3 separate regions of the Homo sapiens genome follow, and all the other regions are linked to region 1. A link is an interaction called in ENCODE POLR2A ChIA-PET data of the cell type or tissue named here. Cell type or tissue: HepG2. All regions are shown on one strand. Each heading gives the region's core, and the rest is flanking DNA. Links, peaks and the distances in the headings are about the cores only. Region 1 overlaps LINC01629 (long intergenic non-protein coding RNA 1629). Region 2 holds the start of LINC02288 (long intergenic non-protein coding RNA 2288). Region 3 overlaps IRF2BPL (interferon regulatory factor 2 binding protein like).

Evidence for each region. Peaks named below come from ENCODE experiments on the same cell type or tissue, not always from the same donor. Only the 100,000 strongest peaks of a DNase experiment are listed, where the experiment ranks them.
Region 2: POLR2A ChIA-PET joins it to region 1 with 10 read pairs; 29 of 35 experiments call an interaction of 5 or more read pairs at or near these places.
Region 3: POLR2A ChIA-PET joins it to region 1 with 16 read pairs; 32 of 35 experiments call an interaction of 5 or more read pairs at or near these places.

What each region holds. Positions count from the first base shown.
Region 1 is chr14:76,959,893-76,965,952 of GRCh38, reverse strand. It overlaps LINC01629 (long intergenic non-protein coding RNA 1629), which reads right to left. Exons shown (of 3, transcript NR_133913.1): 2 at 3,346-3,622; 3 at 151-338. Among named protein-coding and RNA genes, the nearest start is that of LINC01629, 3.3 kb to the right of the region's middle. RefSeq lists enhancers at 3,773-4,067, 3,768-4,167, 4,178-4,227, 4,278-4,487, 4,272-4,807 and 1 more. In HepG2, for the core only: no CTCF peak of the experiment used is centred there; a DNase peak (open chromatin) is centred at 3,952; H3K4me3 peaks cover 1,377 bases.
Region 2 is chr14:77,039,477-77,047,596 of GRCh38, reverse strand. LINC02288 (long intergenic non-protein coding RNA 2288) reads right to left here and starts at 6,548. Exons shown (of 4, transcript NR_110554.1): 1 at 6,320-6,548. RefSeq lists enhancers at 2,530-3,040, 6,846-6,935, 2,587-7,069, 6,345-7,076 and a silencer at 7,186-7,375. In HepG2, for the core only: no CTCF peak of the experiment used is centred there; DNase peaks (open chromatin) are centred at 2,696 and 4,056; H3K4me3 peaks cover 1,249 bases.
Region 3 is chr14:77,017,339-77,025,458 of GRCh38, reverse strand. It overlaps IRF2BPL (interferon regulatory factor 2 binding protein like), which reads left to right. Exons shown (of 1, transcript NM_024496.4): 1 at 1-916. The coding sequence ends at 57. Among named protein-coding and RNA genes, the nearest start is that of IRF2BPL, 7.3 kb to the left of the region's middle. RefSeq lists a silencer at 1,187-1,412 and an enhancer at 1,619-1,913. In HepG2, for the core only: a CTCF peak has its summit at 1,781; DNase peaks (open chromatin) are centred at 1,088 and 1,788; H3K4me3 peaks cover 2,060 bases.

The DNA.
Region 1 (6,060 bases), core at 2,061-6,060:
TCAGAAACTGTGCAAGTCCAGATATAATGCTGACTTTGATCAAGACTTGACTCAGCCATACAGCGTCCCCACAGACCTGGGTCTCTGTCGCTTCTGTCTTTTGATGTCTGAACTTTCTCTCGAGATTCCATTAGGTGTGTGTGTTCTTCCCCTTCCTCAGCTCCATGGCCTTCCCTCATGGGACAAAAAGCCTGCCACGGTCCTAGACCTCCATCCTCAAACCACAGGATCCAAGGGAAGGCAGAATGCGTCCTCTGTAGCTTGGATGGTTCTGTGGGTCTAATTGTTCATCTGACAATCACTAGGTCTATGGTCTTGGCCGTACCCATTTTCTTTATCTGTAAAACGAGGACATTAAACTAGAATGTTTTAAAGAATCTCAGGTTCTCTTGTGCTCTAGAGTTCGTGCCCTGATTGAAGGTAGTTTATAGCCATGGGAGAGGTGGCTTTAGCAGGAAATGGCATCTAGAAAAAGGGAGGGGAGGAGAGGGCCTGGAGGGCCCCACCTTGCACACTGGCAGAACATACCCAGGTGGGTGGTGTTCAGATCTGGGCATGTCTGTCTCTGGGAGCCAAAAAACTGGATTGTGGTTGGAGGCAGGCAACCGAGGCAGAAATGGGCCTGGGGGTGGAGAAAGAAGAATGGAGAGAAGTGGGAGCGTTTAATCTGGGGAAGAGAAAGACAGGGGTCGTGGAGGGAGGTGGCAGTGCTGTGGGTAAAGGCCTCCTGGACTGACTCTGCAGCGGGGTGAGGAAGGACTGGACACAGTCACTGCGGCCCCTGGGGAAGCAAAGGAACAGTGGCTAGGATTTACAGTGCTTTATTTTGGCACAAAATTAGAAATATTTCCTTAAAAGATTTAAATACATTTAAATAACACTTTGCCAAAAGGTAAAAAGATCACAGAAGAGGATATTTGGGGCCCACACTGCTCCTGAGAGCCGGCCTAGCCTTAGGCTCCTCCCCCAGCCTGCTACTCCCAGGCTCAGAACCAAATGCTTTTTGTCACTCTCCCTCCGCCACCACCACCACTGAAACAGTGCTCACCACTGTTCTCACCTACCTGGCCTTTCAGCAGCATGCCACACCATCGGCCACACCTTCTCCTGTGAGCTGGGTTTCCCCCCACCCACCCTCTCCAAGTGGTCCTCCGTGGACTGCTCCTTCTCTGGTCCTTTGCTGGGGTCATTCTCTGTCAGTCACCTCTTTTTTTTTTTTTTCTTTTGAGACAGAGTCTTGGTCTGTCGCTCAGGTTGGAGTGCAGTGTCGTGATATCAGCTCACTGCAAGCTCTGCCTCCAGGATTCAAGAGATTCTCTTGCCTCAGCCTCCTGAGTAGCTGGGATTACAGGTGCATGCCACCATGACCCGCTAATTTTTTGTATTTTAGTAGAGATGGGGTTTCTCCACGTTGGCCAGCCTGGTCTTGAACTCCTGGCCTCAAGTGATCCACCCACCTCGGCCTCCCAAAGTGTGGGGATTACAGGCGTAAGCCACCGTGCCCAGCCTCTGCCAGTCATTTCTATCCTGCGTTTCCCTGGCTCGTGTCCCAGGCCTTTCAATCATCCCATCTTCTCACTCTATACCCTGCCTCCGTGTGTACATGGTGACCAGACTAAAACCCTATCCCAGGCCCCTGTTTAGGGTCTCAGACCACCATAGCCAATGGCCTAGTGTCCCACAGACATCTGGAATTCAGCCTGTCCCAGAGGGACCTTGTTGTCTCCTCTCTCTATCTATCGCTCTTCTTCTTCCAACTCTTCCTCCTGTAGGGAACAGGGGGGACCATGGTTTGTGCAGGAAACCTGGAGTCATCCTTCCCTTCTTCCTTTCCTCTAACCTCCATATCCACAATCCTGTCTCCTAAATATATCTCTCATGTCCATTCACATCTTCCCACTGCAACAACCAAACTCTTTTTTTTTCTTTTTTTTTTTAGACGGAGTGTGGCTCTGTCGCCAGACTGGAGTGCAGTGGAACCCTCTCAGCTAACTGCAACCTCTGCCTCCTGGGTTCAAGCGATTCTCCTGCCTCAGCCTCCCTAGTAGCTGGGACTATAGGCGCGTGCCACCATGCCCAGCTAATTTTTGTAGAGACGGGGTTTCACCACGTTGGCCAGGATGGTCTCGATCTCTTGACCTCGTGATCCGCCTGCCTTGGCCTCCCAAAGTTCTGGGATTACAAGTGTGAGCCACCACACCCGGCCTGTAACAAACTCTTGACGGGTCTCTCTTTGTCCAGTCTTGCCTCCCACTTCCATTTATTATGTCTCTCTGGCTTGAGGCCCTTCCATGGCTGTGTATGGAACACCCCACACCCCTCACCCCCCAGCCACCAGCCATCTGAATGGACTTCCTCCTCAGCCAGGGCAGTCTAAAATTTAACCTGAAAGACTGGTTCAGGCCATGAAGGGAAGCCAAGCCTCATTATACCCCTAACATCAACATCAACACAAACCTTATGTCTGATAAGAAACATTTACAGTCCATTCTCTCGAAAGCCTGCTACTGGAGGCTTCAACTGCATGATAAAACCTAGGTCTCCACAACCCCTTATCATAGCTCAGAGATTCCTTTCTGCTGACAATAACTCTTTCAACCAATTGCCAATCAGTTTATGTTCAAATCTAACTATGACCTGGAAGCCCCCCACTTCGAGTTGTCCCGTCCTTCCAGATCGAACCCATGTAAATCTTTTTTTTTTTTTCTTTGAGATGGAGTTTCGCTCTTGTTGCCCAGGCTGGAGTGCAATGGCGTGATCTTGGCTCACTGCAACCTCTGCCTCCCGGGTTCAAATGATTCTCCTGCCTCAGCCTCCCGAATAGCTGAGATTACAGGCATGCACCACCACACCCAGCTAATTTTTTTGTATTTTTAGTAGAGATGGTTTCTCCATGTTGGTCAGGCTGGTCTTGAACTCCCGACCTCAGGTGATCCTCCTGCCTTGGCCTCCCAAAGTGCTGGGATTACAGGCATGAGCCACCGCGCCCGGCCAGAACCCATGTAAATCTTACATATATTGATTGATGTATTATATCTCCCTAAAATGTATAAAAGCAAGCTGTACCTTGACCACCTTGCGCACCTGTCTTCAGGACCTCCTAAGGCTGTGTCATGGGCTTGTCCTTACCCTTGGCAAAAATAAACTTTCTAAAGGGACTGGGACCTGTCTCAGATATTTGGGGCTCACAAATCTCCATCACCCTCAGGACAAAATCCAAATGGCTGAGCAGAATTTCAAAGTCCTTTTGGGTCTGGCTTCTTTCCACCTTTGGGGACCCCAGCTCCCTGCACTCCCTCCCACCCTGTGAGCTCCAGCCAGCCTCACCCAAATGGCACCACTCACAGGCTGTTCGCTTGGCCTGGAAAATCTCTTCCTTGCTCATGGCTGACTTCAAGTCATCTTTCAGACCTGGATCCAGCTTCTCTCCCTCCAGGGAACCCTCCCTGGCTCCCCAGGGCTGGCTTAGCTGTGCCTCTCTGTGGGCTTGTCAAGAACCATGTGTTCAATGGCAGAGCCTTCATCCATGTGTTTTATCACTTGATTGCATCTCTGTATCCCAGGTTTCTAGAAGCTCTGTATGAGCAAGAACCTTGCCTGTCTTGCACTGCATTCCTAGAGCCTGGAACAGAATGCATTTGATAAATATTTTTGACTATTGATGAATCGAGACTTTTGACGAATTGGGTGCAGCCCAGGACTTGGGCAATAGCCCCTGCCTTAAGAAAGGACCAGGGCTCAAGCTCTAGGGTGAGAAGCTGAAGCTGACAGAGAAGTGAGAGTGACTAGAAAGTGAAAGTAAAGCTGAGCAGGGAGGAAAGAACCCCACGGTGTGAAGTCTCTGGGGGAGGGACCAGGCCAAGAGTTCATTCAACACAGTTGAGTGAGGCTCCTGAGGAAGCCGACGGGTGCCGGGATAGGCGGGGGATGTGTGGGCGGGACAGCGAGCTTGACGAAAACGAGAGAAAATGTGTTTTGTAATTAGTCATTGCCCCCTGGGGTGAGGTTGGGAGTTTTCACCGGAGGTGGGTTGACCAGATTTGCAAAATGACAAACAGGGGCTAACCGCGGGCTGGGGCCGCAGCGGGGCTTCCGGCCCCGCAGGCAGAAGTCGAGCTTTCTAGTTTTTTCTCTGTCCCGCCCCCCTGCATTCAAGGTTCCGCCAAATAGTAGAAACTGGGAGGAGAAAGACTCTCAGGAGACTGCCCAGGGGCCAAACTGCCCTTTCTGACTCCGGCCCCTGCGCTCTGCGTGGTCTCATGGCCAGGGGAAAGGGGACAGGGTGGCCCTTGCTACTTGGAAGGGTCCATCCAAGGATTTTGACTGACTTAACGCTGTGGAGGTTCTGGGGAAAGTTGAAAACATTCTGAAGATGGGGGATCTGGATGAAAGCTACCATCCCTCTTTTCCTCCTAATGAAAATAGCAGGCTGGGTGAGGTGGCTCACGCCTGTAATCCCAGCACTTTGGGAGGCTGAAGTGGGCAGGTCACCTAAGGTCAGGAGTTTGAGACCAGCCTGGCCAACATGGTGAAACCCCGTCTCTACTAAAACTGCAAAAGTTAGCCAGGCATAGTCTCAGCTACTCAGGAAGCTGAGACAGGAGAATCACTCGAACCCAGGAGGCAGAGGTTGTAGTGAGCCGAGATCGTGCCACTGCACTTCAGCCTGGGCGACAGAGCTAGACTCTGTCTAAAAAAAAAAAAAAGAAAAGAAAAAAAAATAGCAAAGGGAATGGAGCACATTTCGGTGTGAAGGTGTGAAGCGTATGGAAAAGTGGAGGTCAGTGGTTCCCCTACAGGCACTCCTGGGGTGCTGCAACCAAATGCTAGGACAGAGACCCCCACCCCCACCCCACTGCCGACACATACACAAAGGGCACACTTTGGTCTCCACTCCTCTATTTTCCAGAGCAGTGGCTTTCGAACATTTGAAATCAAGACCTGCACTAAGAAATGCGTTCCTATCTCAACCCATTACTCAGACAAGCATACTACCCTGAGGCAAAAACTTTATGAAATTAAACGTTCCTTTTAACCTGCACTTCTATTCTTACATTCTCTTCTATTTCCTTTTTTTAAAAAAAATTCTGGCTGGGCGTGGTGGCTCACGCCTGTAATTCCAGCACTCTGGGAGGCCAAGGCATGCGGATCACTTGAGGCCAGGAGTTCGAGACCAGCCTGGCCAACATGGCAAAACCCCGTCTCTACTAAAAATACAAAAAATTAGCCAGATGTGGTGGCAGGTGCCTGTAACGCCAACTACTTGAGAGGCTGAGGCTGGAGAATCACTTGAACCCAGGAGGTGGAGGTCAGTGAGCCAAGACTGTGAAACTGCACTCTAGCCTGGGCAGAGACTAGAGACTCTAGCCTGGACAGAATGAGACTGTCTCAAAAACAAACAAACAAAAAAATTCTGTGTATGACTATGATCCCTTAACTTGATTTCATGACCCACGAATGGATCTCAACCTACAACTGGAAAAACCCACTACTCTGGAGGAGCTGATTCCGTACTCTGCTGGATCTTCAATTCCTGACCGCTGGAAATTGGCTGCAATTTTCCTGGTGAGTTCCTCCCTCCATGTTCTCCTCACTAATACACCCTACACCAGACCTCCAGTCCTAAAAGCCACCACCTGCTTCACGTCACCACACCTGTGCCAATCAGATTTCCTCTGTTCCCTCTTGGACCTTCAGGGACCTCCAGGATAAATGCCAGGATCCCAGTTACTGGCAGACTGAGAGAAGGATGACAGCCCCAAAAGATCACGAGGTTCCTATCTGTTCATATTTGGTGGGCAGCTTTCGTCTGCAAGAACAAAATACAAGCCGGGTGAGGCGGCTCACATCTGTAATGCCAGTACTTTGGGAGGCCGAGGCAGGCGGATCACCTGATGTCAGGAGTTTGAGACCAGCCTGACCAACATGGCGAAACCCCATCTCTACTAAAAGTACAAAATTAGCCAGGTGTAGTGGTGCATGCCTGTAATCCCAGCTACTCGAGAGGCCGAGGCAGGAGAATCGCTTGAACCCGCGAGGCGGAGGTTGCAGTGAGCCGAG
Region 2 (8,120 bases), core at 2,263-6,262, 81 kb before region 1:
TAGGTAGAGAAAAGAGCCCCGTAAAGGCACGGGGCTTCAAAGTTCATATTGTGTTTAAGGAACAAGAGGAATTCAATGTGGTTAGAAATTAAGAAAAAGGAAGAGGCAAAAAGAGGAATTGGAGGCAATTTCCCAGAGGCCTTGTGTTCCAAGCTAAGGAGTTTGTCTTGATCCTGTAAGGCGCCTGGAAAATTTTTATTTATTTATTTTTATTTTTTATTTTTTTGAGATGGAGTCTCGCTCGGTCGCCCAGGCTGGAGTGCAGTGGTGCGATCTCGGCTCACTGCAACCTCTGTCACCTGGGTTCAAGCGATTCTCCTGCTTCAGCCTCCTGAGAGGCTGAAATTACAGGTGCGCACCACCACGCCCAGCTAATTTTTGTATTTTTAGTAGAGACGGGGTTTCACCGTGTTGGTCAGGCTGGTCTCAAACTCCTGACCTCGTGATCCACCCTCCTTAGCCTCCCAAAGTGCTAGGATTACAGGCGTGAGCCACCACACCCTGCCTTAAAGCAATGTTGTAAGGCAGGTTTAGGCTAAATTACATGAAATTGCCAATATTTGATGTGTCTAACAATGAAAACAGATGAGGAAGCCTGGAGGTGCAGAAACTTGGCACAGGTCACAAAGTCTCATGAGTCAAGAATCAAACCCAGATCTGTCTGATAAGGCCTCTAGAGTCAGGCAACCCTGAGTTCAAACTTCAGCCAACACTTACTAGCTGTGTGTCCTAAGATAACGTTATTTAACCTTTCTGAGTTTCAGTTGCTTCATCTATAAAATGGGGACGATAACTGAATCCACTTCATTAAGTGTGGATTAGAAGAGATAATGCATTGAAACAGCCAGCACAATGTCCAACACATAAGAGGTGCCCAATAAATGTCAGCCTTGCCTATCATCATTGCTATTAATATCCTAAAGTCTGGGCTGTTAAGCACCTTCCCAACCTGCTGTAGGAAAGATGCTTTCCGGAGTCGGTATGTCCCTGGGTAGAAAGGAAGGAGATTTTACTGCCAGAACCACGACAGTGCTGCTGGTAACAGTCTTCAAACTAACGGGGCGAGGAGAGCTGGGAGCTGTGTCCTCTAGTTTCTATCACCACAACCCTCTGATTGTTTCACCTCTCCTGAGGTTCTCCTGGCCACAGTGGGTGCAGCAGCCCTACCATTGCAGAGTGGCTGGCAGCTCTGCCCTCGCCCAGGGCATTCTCCTTAAGGAGCAACTTCTGTCTCCTTTGCCCGTGAACCAACCTGAATGAAGTGTATTTCCAGGAAATATAAGCTGCCTTTGCTTTCAAGAGTCACATCTGGCCAGGTGCAATGGCTCACGCCTGTAATCCCAGTACTTTGGGAGACCAAGGTGAGCAGATCACCTGAGGTCAGAAGTTTGAGACCAGCCTGGCCCAATGGTGAAACCCCATCTTTACTAAAAATACAAAAATTAGCCAGGCATGGTGGCGTGCGCCTGTAATCCCAACTACTCGGGAGGCTGAAACAGGAGTATCACTTAAGCCCAGGAGGTGGAGATTGCAGTGAGCCAGATCATGCCACTGCACTCCAGCTTGGGCGACAGAGCAACACCCTGTTTCAAAAAAAAAAAAAAAAGCCACATCTATCAGTGATGGGTCCTGCAGGTCCCCCTTGCTCTTGTACCTCATCTATGCACACCTCCCCAGTAGCTTTCTGGTTTTGTGTATAGACAGATGTTTCTGATATATGCGTGCATGCAGTTCTGTGTGTGTTTTCTGGGCTCAAAAGCATCTGCGCTGGCACAGGCTGAAGGCTGGCACCACCCTTGGCAGCAATAGCCCAAGGACACTTTTTTGTCCATTGCATTCCATGTCTGGGTGGGGCCCCTGCCTGCTGGGTAAGTATTGACTCCCTGCACTTTTCCATCTATATCTTGGAGTGTTCTTTTGGCAGAAACTACAAGTGCTGCTAACTTGAGAGTCCAAACCCCAGCACCCAGCTGTTCTCAGCATATCTCCCTGAGATGGGGTGCTTGGGCTCACGGACTGACATCATGGCAGCTGCCATAATAAAACACTGAAGGGGTGGGGAACAGGCAGGCTCACTAAGCCACACCTTGCTTTCAGAACTTTTGGATGTCCACAGATCTTTTTAGCACTGTCTGCCCTCTTTTGTGGCTGCATTCTTGCACAAGACCTGGTTGCCCCTAGCTTCGTCTCTCTGAAAAACATGTTCAGCTCCCTCCAGAGAAAACTCAGAAACTCCTATGCATTTTCCTGGAATCATTCTATAGCTCCAGCCTGGGAAAGCTTCCAAAAGTTTCCTGAACCAAAGATAATAATAATAAAAGAGGTGAGGGAGGGGAGAATCGTGGGCACACAATTCTGTTGATTAATGTGCAAGGGAACAGACTAGGATTGTAGGGAAAGGAAAAAGAAAGGCTTTTCCAGGTCAGTTTAAACATTTGTGTTGTCTTCTTTAAAGGCAATTTCAAAATAGTTGGCCTCCCCAAAGCGATTTTTTGGAATCTACCCAGAGGGCAGAAAATGAACCCTTCCTTCCCCCATCTGGAAAGTCTTCACACCAGTGGCCCCACTCATTCCTGAGCTCTGGCTTTAGAAGGACTTTCCCAACCTTCCAAGATTCCCTGCCCTCCCTCACCCGCTGACCTATAGGGAGTTATGTTTGCTCCACCCCAAGCAGCTGCATTCCAGCTGTGGAGCTATTATGAAACATTTAGGAATCCTCTGGCTAGAAAGGTAAATGAGGAATATGCCCTAATGACAGCTGAAGGCTGGCTAAAATCTGTAAACAGAGAAGCAGCAAGGAACAAATGCTTGACAGAGGATTCCCTTTACAATTCTATTGTGCAGAAGAGTCAGCTGTTAACTTACAGAAGACCTTCTAGATGGTCTCACAGATAAAAGTGCTGATCAGCTTGACCCCCTACTGTGAATCGCAAGAAATGAAATTCAAACCTATTTGTGAAGATTCAAAAATATTTTCACTTACTCATGATCTCTCATCTTTTTAATTAAAGCACAACATCTTGCTCAAAACAAGCCTTTGAAACAACAAAATAAACAGAACCTTAATTTAGGGATTTGCCAACTGATCTTGACTACTGCTGGCAGGTTATAGCAGCCAGTTAGAAGCAGAACATGGGGTTCCCTGCCCTTCCGAAGATGGTGTCTGCCTGAGGACTCAGAAAAGAGGGGGGCCACAGAGACCCATGAGGATCCTTGAAATACACAGAAGTTGGCCAGACAGGGCAGGGCTGAGCAAATGGCTTTTTAGGCAGCTGAGGCCCTCTGCAGCTGTCAGAACAACTGCCACCAAGCTCTCCTGGTTGAGGTTGCAGCAAGTGCTGCAGTGTTGACCTTATCTTCCGAGACTGCGTTGTGGACACTCAGGTTAACGGCAGTCCACCTTACTATCTAGTTCTAGAACAGTCAGCGGCACCTGCCTAGCTACACGCTGTCTCACCCAAACCATTTCATTTCCTGGGTCTTGCGATTCTGGACTTTTCCACTAGCAACAACTGCCATCCAGCCAGACAGCAACAATGAACCACCACAGGTATGCTTTGAGAATCCAGTATCCAGGGTGGGGAACTCCATATAATCCTCCATTCACGCATGGTGCTAAAAGCAGATATGGAGAATTAGTAGAAGAGGTGCCCTGTGTCCCAGGGGGCCGCCCAGCCACAGTGAAAGCATCTCTCTCTCCCCACTTCTTCCTGCTCCAGTCGTTCTACCTCAAACACTCCCTACAGAGCACCTTTTAACACCTCTGGAGCCACCACTGCCACGTCACCCCTCACCCCCACCCACTGGCCTAACCACCCAATTCTCAGCCAGGTCTTTTGCAGAGCACAGCCTCCATGGTTGCCATGGAGGGTTTCTCCCCCCAGCAGTACCCCTTGGGGCTTTGAGACCCTATAAGGAAAGCACCAGGAAACCCCAAAACATTCTCCCTCCTGAAAACAATGGTTCCCAGTGTCTATGCCAGACACACTCACACCACCCAAAATAGACTCATTGTCCTCTTGCACAACATCCAGGAATTTGGTGAAACTCATCATTTTTCAGGTTACCGATAATGCAAGTTTGGAAACTGAAACAGGAAGGAACACAGGCTGAAAAGCTTTTATCCAGCCCACAGCATTTCTCTCTCCAGATGCAAGATAGTTTTTTTTTTTTTTTTCCCAGCAGTACTTTGGTGGGGTTAAAATTAGCTGGCAGCATTCTGGTCACATGCTAGACAACAAAACAAAAGGGAGTTGTTCCCCCTGCCGCTCCTGAACTGGCCCACGACAGAGTTTCCTAATCCATGGATTTCTGGGAAGCTGGCTCTCCGGGCCCTGGTATGGAGGGGCTACACCAAGGACTCCCCTCCGGTTATCATCCCTGCTATAATGGGGCGACACAGACGAGGTCAAGGCTGTTTGGAATCTTGGAGCTTGCCTCGATCTGGAAAGGCACTCAAGGGTCCAAAATGGCTTTTGTAAATCTTCTCACCAAAGCCAACAAAGAAGCAAACACTACAAAAACACTGAGAGAGAGAAGGGTAACATCTGACACATGAACATGGGCATCCATTGACTTGTGGGGTGGTGGCTGCTCTTGGCATGATTAAAAAAAAAATAGCCGGGTGTGGTGGCTCATGCCTGTAATCCCAGAAACTTTGGGAAGCTGAGGAGGGCAGATCGCCTGAGGTCAGGAGTTCGAGACCAGCCCGGCCAACATGGCAAAACCCTGTCTCTACTAAAAATACAAAAAAAGTAGCCAGGCATGATAGCACGTGCCTGTAATCCCAGCTACTCGGGAGGCTGAGGCAAGAGAATTGCTTGAACCCGGGAGGCGGAGGTTGCAGTGAGCTGAGACTGCCCCACTGCACTCCAGCCTGGGCGACAGAGGAAGACACCGCCTCAAAAAACAAAACAAAACAAAAATAAATAAATATAATACATCTGGGCTAGAGGTGGCGAACATTTAGGATAGATTCTGTATCTCTTGACCTTGATGACAGGGACATGTCAGGGTCTGCTTTGTTCATCCAGCTTAAAACTGTCACCAGAAGCCCTGGATAAAAATGCAGCCTCTGATTCACACACGGTCAGGAAACATGCCTTGTGCTCAGTACAGAAACATGTCCGTCAACCTGGGAAAGGAATCACCACCACGAAATATGCTTTTGGCTTGCCAAAGCTTAGCAGCTGTGAGAGCCAAAAACCCAGCTGCCTGGACTGTCTGGGGAAGTTGGCGGGAGGGAGGGGGGGTTGCTTTCTGAATCACCTGATTTCTGCCTCTAACTCTAGTTTAATTCCAAGTCGAAACCTATCTTGAAATGTCTCAAGAGCCTACTGCTCCTAAAAATTGTAGGTTTTAGCTAACCCTTCAGCTCTGTGCCTGCTGGCAAGGTGAAGCAGATGGCGTTTGTTGATTATTTATTTGGAAGGGGCTACTTTGGAATCAGGAAATTCCAGCGAGACAGAGTGCATCGCCTTGGCCAGAGCTGCCGTGACAATCACGAGCAGACACCCAGAGACAGTCAAGTTCAAAGAAATTGCAGCTAAGCCCCAGGAACTTGGGGCATTTTCAGTCTTTCTCGTCTCCTGGCCTCCATGTTCACCATGCACTTAGGAAGAAATGTTTCGTTCAGTTCAACATTCTGTGGTCTTCAAGTGTTTGAATACAAGGGCCCACATTCAAGGTCCCGCTTTGTCAAAAGGGCTTCACGAAGCTAACAGGCCTCTGACTTGTGTTTCATCCTGAAGCCCCTCATTATACAGACAGATCAAAACAGAAATCCCCCCTGCCTTAATGCCCAGCACATAAAGTCCTCTTTAATTAACATACACCATTTTTCAGTGAAACAGCCTCAAGGTGTTAAAAGTGCATAAAGGTCTGAAAGCTGAAGCCCAAGATAAACAGTGTGCCGAAATATATTTAGCAGAAAATATTGAAAGCCACAGGAAAAATAAGTTCCCTTCCTGGGATGTTAACGAATGTTTAGGTTCAGGAAACCTTCAGGAAGTAGCGAGCCGAGAAGGAATACTGCTCACCGTTTTTACCCCCAATGTAAATAAATCACTAAACCTCTTTGGTTTCCATAGGCCTGGGCTGGAGTGGAATATTTCATTTTTTCCCCATTAAACAGGCCACCCGGAGTGTTGGCATTACAGGCCTGAAAATATACCAAATCTGAATGTGCTATTTTGTTTCTGTACATTAAATCAGACTGTGTTTCAAACGGCAGTTCGTGCTAAATGGGGGGCTGATGATCCAGACTGTGCACCCTCACACACCTGAAATTGGCGCAGCGTAAATGATAGATCTGTTTCACCTTGGATCTCCCCGTGTCTTGTCTCCTACAGGAACACACCCTCTGTCGTTGTTGCCCAAGGTGATGTCATGTTCATTCTAAAGGCCGCGGTTCCAAGGGGACTACACCACAAGAAGATGCCTTCAGAAAGACCCAGATTTCCTGCGGTCTCAGGTAGGCGGCAGGGAGCAAGAGAACAAGGAAAGGACCCGCCACCACTCTCCCCAAGATGGATGCTGCATGATGTAAGTGGCTGGCTAAAATATCTGGCATCCTTGCAGTTTTAAGTTGCCAGCTAAATATTATTAAAAAGATAAAATACACGCAAACTGTGCAGAATGCAGGGCTGCTGTGTTTACATCCGGGTTTTGATGACTCAAAGACTTACACTTGAGCTTGCTGAAAAGCCTCTATTAAAAATACCGCTTTGTGAAAGCCCCCAGGGAGCAGGAAGAAAGCTGGGGGTGTGAAAGAGGAGAGCGGGAGGATGGTGACCCACCCAAGGACGGCGCTGACACCTGTGCTCCGGGCTGGCACTTAAGGCCAAGGAAGTGCTTAGAGGTTAACCTCCTCTCACCCTCGGAACCAGAGCGGGGAGGGTTAACCTTTTTCCAGAACATTTATTTCACCATCTCACTGACTAGAGGGAGGAGGGGCGGGAGGGGGAGAACGAGAGCCTGCCGCGCAGAGAGGCTGCGGATCACAAGGCCATTCTGATAGCCTCCTGTCCCCATGGCAACTGCAACGGCATTTATCAGTTCCTTCTGCGCACAGGCACAGCAAATCTGCATTGCACATGGCAGGCTTCCAGCATTTCAAATGAAAGAGCACTTTGAACGGCTGCCAAGTTTGGAAGGAGCAGAACTGTCAGGGCTGCTTAAAGCTGGCAGTTTATACTGGGGAGGTTTTCGCTTCCCACAATTCTCCGGGCCTGGCGAGCCGCCAAGTACTTAGCGGAAGCTAAAAAGTAACTCGCTCCCCTCCCTCCCCTCCCCTCCCCCTGCTCACGCTCCCCCTCCACACTATTCACCGCAGTGCTCTCAAAATTTTCCACATGTCCTGTGTCACCAGTGCAGACTGTACAATGAAAACCAGAACGCCGGCTGCCCACGACCAGGCTTTTATTAATAAATAACGGAGGGAGGAGGAGGAGGGGTTGGGATCAGACACTGACAGCTGGGGCACCGGGTCTCCGCGTACCTGCCAAAACCCCATAACCACTGGGTGTGAATGCGTGTGGTGTGTGTGCCTTTCAGCCTTAAAAATACATTAATAAAAATAAAAATAAAGGGAGCCTCAGAGCTGTAGACACCCTGAGTACCAGGGGAGGAGGGGTGGGTTTCGGTTGGATGGTTTGGCGCTTTATTTAGGGTGGGAATGGAGGTCTTGCAGGCAGCGTTGTTCAGATCCAGCCTTTCTAAGATCTGTAGGGAAGAGGGTTGTTATTGAGAGCTAAGCCTGTTTCTGGAGCTTTCCTTGAATCTCTCAGATGTCATGGTGAAAGCTGTGAGGCCACAGATGGGGAGGGAGTTCGGAGATGCTTTTCAATGCAAAGTTTACCAGATAACTTCTGACCGTCACGCACAGCCCAGAGCACAAGGGCTTCTATGGGCAGAAAGTGGAAATTGGCATAGTATTCACTGTACTTTTTTTTTTTTTTTAATGAAAATCTACACTGAGATCAAGGGCTTGGGCTTTATTTTCCAGCACAAATAGAATGAAAATTGTCTGCCGCTTAGGCGGTTGGATAGAGTTCAGGAAAACTATGTCTGGCATTAATTCCAAAGTGGAGGTTTTGGTTCAAACGAGGCCCATTAATTTC
Region 3 (8,120 bases), core at 20-4,019, 62 kb before region 1:
GAAATCGCGACTATCTTAGCTGGGGATGTTAAAGTGAAAAAGGAGAGAGACCCTTGAACCACTGGGCAGCCACCTCCTTTGCCCTAGACCAGCTCCTCTCCAATCCTGAGGGCCCCTCCCCCAACCCAACTCGACCCTCCCTCCCCTCACCCCCAAGGTGTAGAATTGTGAATATAACGAAACTGCAAAAAGTTAGTCTTATGTATAGACATTATTTTCGTCGTATGTTTCTATATTTTGAAACAAAGGTATGTAACTTCTTCATTTGAAGGATAAGCTGGTTTGTGTTAAGCAGTATAGTATTGGTTGGGTCATTTGCATCATATCGTTAGCATTTATTTGGTGGCAGAATGTTTGCCTAGGTACAGAATTAATAGCCCTTAGCAACGACTGCTGCTGGTGTGTATTTTTGTAAATGTTATGCACTCTCTGAAAGGAAAAACACACACAAAAGAAAAAGACTTTTTTTTTTTTTTTTTTTTTTTTGCCAAGGCCAGTGTTGCTGCCTAAAAAAAAAAAAAAAAAAAAAAAAAAAAAAAAAAAATGCTATAAAATGGTGAAAGCTTCCTTCTAAACTGCCCCAAGTGTTGAAGTCTTCACTTTATTTTGTTGTTTTGTTTTGTTTTTCTGTTTTGTTTGCAAAATGGTAAGGGGGTGTCGGGGGGGATGGGGTGTATTTTGTTGCAAGTTTGTGAGGGGAAAATGTTTTGGTTTGTTTCTACTGACCTGAATGTGTTGGATCTACACGTGTTGTTTTGTTTTTGCTTTATTGATGCACGGATGCTTTTGAACAGTAGAGCGAAATGCTAGACATGGAGAATCTGCTCTGTTTGTCCTTTATACATTTCTGTAGTTAACAGAACACTGTAATGTGCCTTGGAGCTTAGTAACTTGTAATAAATTCAATTGATATTAACTGCGCTGAGTCAGCAATTTTGTCTTTCTAGGGCTAAGGCCATGCAACTCCGACGTAGGCGACACCCTCCCTACCTCCAGTATAGAACGAAAATCCTAGTGCTTTTGAAAGCCCTGGGAGCTGGCCTGTGGGAAAGGCCCTGTGCTGCCTTGCTGCCCCTCCCCCTCGGTACCAGGCTATTTAAATTCACCTCTTGGGGAGGCGACAGTTGCTGACTAAGCGATTTCGGTTTACTCTTCAGCATCTCTATTTTCCCCCGGATGCGGGCCCAGCTGCAAATGGCATTGTCAAGAATGCTTTCTGGTGCCTCGCCCTGTGGCGGTGAACATAGGCTGACACCCAGTGCAGCTGGTGACTTGACAAGTGGGCGAAAAAGTCTAGGAGAAAAGCTAGGATGCTTTGCTTCTTAGATATGACAGACATCAGTCTGCATATTTAAAACAAAACTGCCACAGAGCTGGGAGCAAATGCATACACTCAGCCTTGGAGAGTCCGCAGTAGCTTCAGGCTGGTTCCTTGGAAAACCAGTTTTCACCTCATTCATTACAAGTTTTCTTTCTTGTATTTTAAATAATTATTTTTAAAGGCAGAAATAATTCTAAAGACTTAGTTGATTAGAGAGGGTTTCTGAGGATGAGGAAGAGGGGGGGAAACCCCAAACTTAGTTCCTGAAGCAAAGGTTTACTTCCAACATCAAATAAAAATCCATTCCTGCTGGTGAAGCAATGCAATTATTCATCTAATCAGCTTTTGGCGGCGTTTGTGAGGTGCAGAGAGGCGGGGAAGCGGAGAGAAGACTACTGCCCTTTAGAGCAGAGCCCCTGCTCGTGGGCTGAGAGCAGCCTGGAGTCCTCCCAGTGGTAGGGGAAGGCAAACAAACCTGATCTGAACCTTGTACTTTCCTGGGAGGCAAATAGAAGAGCAGAAAACAGGAGGGAGGAAGCAAAACAAAACCCGGCAATCCAGTCAAATTGATTCCTGGCCACATCTCATTCCTGGGCGGGGCGAGCTGGGCCCTGTTGGTCCCCTCCAAGGCTGAAGGACTATTAAGAAACTTGGATCCCCCACTCCACTCCCATCAAAGGAGTGGGAAGACTGGGAGGTGGGGATGGGTACAGGCACGTTTGGGGAGAAACAAATCACTGGTTCGCCCAGAACTCTGGTGTGGAGGCCGGGCTGGTGTCGGAACTTGTTAATAACACCCTTTTAGTTTCTTTTCCTGCTTTGCCACTGCCATCACTGAAGTGGTGGAAACCAGGACTCTGTGTGCACGCGCACTCGCGTGTGTGTGTGTGGGTGTGGATAAGTGGCAATATTGATGGATCTGCTGCAGCCTCTTAATCCTGGTACATGGGAGGTGCCTGCCTCACCTCTAAGAATCTCCCCACATATAAATAGATATTCATGTCAGCTTCCTGCAAATGTGTCCTTGCATTTTCATCTGCTGCCAAGTGTTGTATTGGTGCTTATGAGTCATGAAACCTATTTTCATCCGCAGGGGTAATTAACTTGGGGGTGATAATGCATAGCAGACTGTAGGAAGAGTTAATTCCAAAACCCATCCTCGCCTGGCTACCAATCACACATTGCACTTAAAGGTCTGGGTTGGCTTTTTGTGTAAGTTCATTAATAAAAACCAAGCATGTTTTGCCTGGAAGATCCTCTAAGATGCTCCCAACTCCCGCTCCCAAGGCACATACTCTTAAAATTGGTAAAGCTCAACAGCCTGAGAATACAGTGTCACGGGTATAATTTAACTATCATTGAAGGAAGGAGCGGTGGGTGCAGCCACCCCTCCTCCGGCATTGCACAGTGCATGTGAATTTAGACATGTGGATCACCTGTCTGGGCGTGGACCTTATGAGTTGTGTCTGGTGGCTCCAGCTGGGAGTTGTCCCTGTTACCGGTTTCTGTGCACAGCTGCTCCTGCCGGCCTGCAACTGTCTCTTCATCACTATGGTATTATGCTCAGGAACTTTTAGGATTGTAAGACCCTTGATTACTAGTGCACATAGGTAGGAAAGGAGGGCCTGTCTTTAAGCACTGAGAACAGCATCGTTTCTTTCCTTCTTGTTGCTGGGTGCTATTATGAACAGTAGAAGCAGCAGCTGTAATAATGAGGCATCCAGCCATGGAGGCCAGTTTGGTTTCACTAAGGAAACCTGACTAGAGACGTTGGGGAGAGGAGGGAGGGAGTGGGAGGGAGAGAGCAGGTTGGGGTGGAACCCAGGCTAGAAGTGAATTATGATAGTGCAGTTAATTAAAGTTTATCATAGCCGGGGACCACTTGTTAAATGGAGGCTTTTTTTTTTTTTTAAACCATGTGAACTTTTCCTTTCCTGGGACCCATTCAGCTGCTAGTTTGGTTGCCTTAACCAGCCTTTCTCTGATCCCTCAGCTGGATTCTCCTTTCCCTGAAGCTTTCCACATTGGACGCCTAGGAAGCACTTTTCCTCTCTGGCGTGTAAGGATTCTTGTGGGTTTCTGAGATTCAGCCCAGGCCTCTGGATGAGCCGAGGCTCCATTCATCTCCATTTTACCTCCATTTCTTCTGACCCTCGTTTCCTATCCTTCTCACTCCCTTTCCCCTCAGAGCCAAAGTGGCCAACATTTAAAAATTCATATTTATCTTTGTGCATCATTTGTGCAGCAAATCCAAACGACATGTTTAAGTGGGCAGAGTGGTGGGGCAATGAGGACTCAATTCAACAGCTTTGAGAGAATAGGCCAATGGGAGTAATTTCTTGACCTTGATCTCTGAAGGCAGCACCATAGTCCACCATCGAAGGCGGCTCACCGTATCAAGTCCTCAATGTAAGATTCAAGGTGCGTTTTCACTTGCATCCAGCCCAGACTGGCTGATGTAATAAATACTGAAACTCACTTTTGTTTTCTGTAATACTTCATCAAGTCAGGAAGTTGGAATTGGGGCTGGGCGCTTTGGGAGGCTGAGGCAGGCGGGTCACCTGAGGTCAAGAGTTCGAGACTAGCCTGGCCAATATGGTGAAACCCCGTCTCTACTAAAAATACAAAATACAAAAATTAGCTGGGCGTGGTGACGTGTGCCTGCAGTCCCAGCTACTCGGGAGGCTGAGGCATGAGAATTGCTTGAACCTGGGAGACAGAGGTTGCAATGAGCCAAGACAGCACCACTGCACTGGGAATGACTCTTAAGGTCATCTAGTGAAATGTTCTCTAAACCTTTCTGGGGTCAGAGACACCTTGGAAAAATCTAGCAAAAATTATGGCTCCTCCCCAAGATATACCAGTGCCCACATACACAAGGATTTGCATACATTTTTTTCTTTTTTAATATACATTTTATATATTTGTTTTTGAGAAGGTAATACATTCCTTTGGTTCAAAACTCAAAGAATGAGGCCTGGAGTGGTGGCTTATGCCTTTAATCTCAGCACTTTGGGAGGCTGAGGCAGGAGGATTGCTTTAGGCCAGGAGTTCGAGACTGGTCTGGGCAACATAGTGAGACCCTTCCTCTACAAAAAAAATTTTAAGATTAGCCGGGCAGGCTGGGCGTGGTGGCCCACACCTATAATCCCAGCACTTTGGGAGGCCCAGGCAGGCAGATCATTTGAGGTCAGGAGTTCAAGACCAGTCTGGCCAACAAGGTGAAACTTGTCTCTACTAAAAATAGAAAAAAATCAGCCAGGTGTGGTGGCACACGTCTGTAATCCCAGCTATTCAGGAGGTTGAGGAGGGAGAATCGCTTGAACCTGGGAGGTGGAGGTTGCAGTGAGCCGAGATCACACCATTGCACTCCAGCCTGGGTGACAGAGCTAGACTCCTTCTCAAAACAAACAAACAACAACCAAAAATTAGCTGGGCAAGGTGGTGCATGCCTCTGGTCCCAGATACTTGAGAGGCTGAGGCGGGAGGATCACTTGAGTCTGGGAGGTCGAGGTTGCAGTGAGCAATGATTGTGCCATTGCCCTCCAGCTTAGGCAACAGAGCAAGACCCTGCGTCAAACAAACAAAAAAACAAAGGATGCAAAGGGGAATATAGTACAATGGCCCCTCTGCTACTCAGTTCCCTTCTGGGATGCAACCAATACTACTCAATTTCTCAAGGCATTTATGCACATCTAAAGCCCATTCATGAATTGAGGTTAGAACTTACGTCTGGTCTGGCCGGGCGCCGTGGCTCACGCCTGTAATCCCAGCACTATGGGAAACTCAGGTGGGCGGATCACCTGAGGTTGGGAGTTCGAGACCAGCCTGACCAACATGGAGAAACCCCGTCTCTACTAAAAATACAAAATTAGCCAGGCATGGTGGCGCGTCCCTGTAATCCCAGCTACTGAGGAGGCTAAGGCAGGAGAATTGCTTGAACCTGGGAGGCAGAGGTTGCAGTGAGCTGAGATCGCACCATTGCACTCCAGCCTGGGCAACAAGAGCAAAACTCTGTCTCAAAAAAAAAAAAAAAAAAAAAAAAAAGAACTTATGTTTGGTCCATCCACTTTGTAATGATGAAGACCCCAAGCCACAGAGAGGTGAAATAACTTGCCTATGGTCACACAGTGGCAGAGTCTGGGCTAGATTCTTATTAGGGAACAGCTATAATAGCCTTTTTTTTTTTTTTGAGACGGAGTCTCACTCTGTCGCCCAGGCTGAAGTGCAGTGGTGCAATCTCGGCTCACTGCAACCTCCGCCTCCCGTGTTGAAGCAATTCTCCTGCCTCAGCCTCCCGAGTAGCTGGGACTACAGGCACCCGCCACCACACCTGTCTAATTTTTTGTATTTTTAGTAAAGATGGGTTTCACCTTGTTGGCCAGGATGGTCTCGATCTCCTGACCTTGTGATCTACCTGCCTCAGCCTCCCAAAGTGCTGGGATTACAGGTGTGAGCCACCATGGCTGGCGACTTCTTCTTTTTTTTTTTTTTTTTTTTGAGACGGAGTCTTGCTCCGTTGCCCAGGCTGAAGTGCAGTGGCACCATCTCGGCCCACTGCAAGCTCCGCCTCCCGGGTTCACGCCATTCTCCTGCCTCAACCTCCCGAGTAGCTGGGACTACAGGTGTGCGCCACCAAGCCTGGCTAATTTTTTGTATTTTTAGTAGAGACGGGGTTTCACTGTGTTAGCTAGGATGGTCTCGATCTCCTGACCTCGTGATCCGCCTGCCTCGGCCTCCCAAAGTGCTGGGATTACAGGCATGAGCCACCGCGCCTGGCTTTTTTTTTTTTTTTTTTTTTTTTTTAAGTATACTTGAGGCCGGGCGCAGTGGCTCACGCCTGTAATCCCAGCACTTTGGGAGGCCAAGGTGGGCGGATCACTCAAGGTCAGGAGTTCGAGACCAGCCTGGCCAACATGCTGAAACCCCATCTCTACTAAAAATACAAAATTAGGAGTGGTGGTGCACACCTGTAATCCCAGCTACTCGGGAGGTGAGGCAGGAGAATCTCTTGAAACCAGGAGGTGGAGGTTGCAGTGAGTTGAGATTGCACCACTGCACTCCAGCCTGGGCAAGAGTAAAACTCTATCTCAAAAAAAAAAAAAGAATACTTGAGAGCTGGGCATGATGGTGTAATCCCAGCTACTTAGGAGACATGAGCATTGCTTAAGCCCAGGAGATTGAGACTAGCCTGGGCAGTCTTGGGGAAAAAAAAAGATGAAAGAAAAATTTAAGGACAGTTTCTATGAGGAGTGATGATAAGGGGGGCAAAAGGATAGCGATACCTGGTCCAGTGGGGTTCACCGTTTTTACTAATTCTTGGAGGACTAGCAAAAAACATTTATCCCTTGTAGCCTTTGGGGGAAGGGAATGTTCAGAGATATTTCTAGGTTTCTGACTGTAAATGTCAGGTGGGCCTGAACTGGTAGAGTCTTTTTTTTTTTTTTTTTTTGAGACAGAGTCTCACTCTGTCGCCCAGGCTGGAGTGCAGTGGTGCGATCTCAGCCCACTGCAACCTCTGCCTCCTGGGTTCAAGCGATTCTCCTGCCTCAGCCTCCTGAGTAGCTGGGACTACAGGCGCCCATCACCACACCTGGCTAATTTTTGTCTTTTTAGTAGAGACGGGGTTTCACCATATTGGCCAGGCTGGCCTTGAACTCCTAACCTTGTGATCTGCCCACCTCTGCCTCCCAAAGTGCTGGGATTACAGGCGTAAGCCACTGTGCCTGGCTGGTAGAGTCTTTTTTTAACCTTTGATCTGTGGCCCTTCACACCACCTCCCCTCTTTGCTGATGGGAAACTTTTGAAGGTTTTTTGTTTTTTTGTTTGTTTGTTCTTTGTTTTTTGGAACAGGGTCCCGCTCTCTTCCCCAGGCTGGAGTGCAGTGGCATGTCCACGGCTCACTGCAGCCTCCACCTCCTGGGCTCAAGCCATCCTCCCGTCTCAGCCCCCTGAGTAGCTGGGACTACAGGTGCATGTCACCACCATGCCTGGCTAAACATTTTTTTTAAAGAGATGGGGTCTTGGTACATTACCCAGGCTTTTGAAGGTTTAGAGTCAGATAAGCAACTGACTCCAAACCAACAGGGAGCAACTATCTTGGCATGGAAGGAGGGGGTAAGGGAGGGACACCAAGGACTCCCCCGTTTTCCCTTCAGCTTGGGGCTTCTCAGTTCTCTCCCTGCCACCCACCTCTGCCTGGCCATCTCTCCTCCACAGCTAAAGGGGGAACTGAAGGAGTCTAGGGACAGGCCAGATGCTGTGCAATGTGCCTGGCAGCTGCACATTGTACCATTCCAGCTTTAGGCCTGTCTAGGAGGAAGGCGTGATGAGCCCCACTTTATAGATGTGCCAACTGAGCTCAGAGAGGTTAAGTAGCCAAGGCCCTTTAGACCCAGTGCAATCCAAGCCCCAGGCAGCCTAGAGCCTGGGTCTGCCCAGACTCCAGTGTTCCTTTGTGCAGAGGGCCACAAACTTCTGACCTGCAGAGCCCAGGAAACCAAGACTCACAGCACCAGCCCCATCCCTTGGCCCTTTCCACATCTCCTTGAGTCTGAGTGTGAGCCTCACCGACACCAGTGAGCAAGGCTATCTACAGGCAGGGCTGTCAGGAAGCCCCTTGGGGAGAACACTTTCTAGGTTCTATGTTCATCTTTAATTATTTTTATTTTATTATTATTATTATATATATATTTTTAGAGATAGAGTCTCTGTTGCCCAGGCTGGAGTGCAGTGGCGTGATCTCAGCTCACTGCAACCTCTGCCTCCAGGATTCAAGCGACTCTCCTGCCTCAGCCTC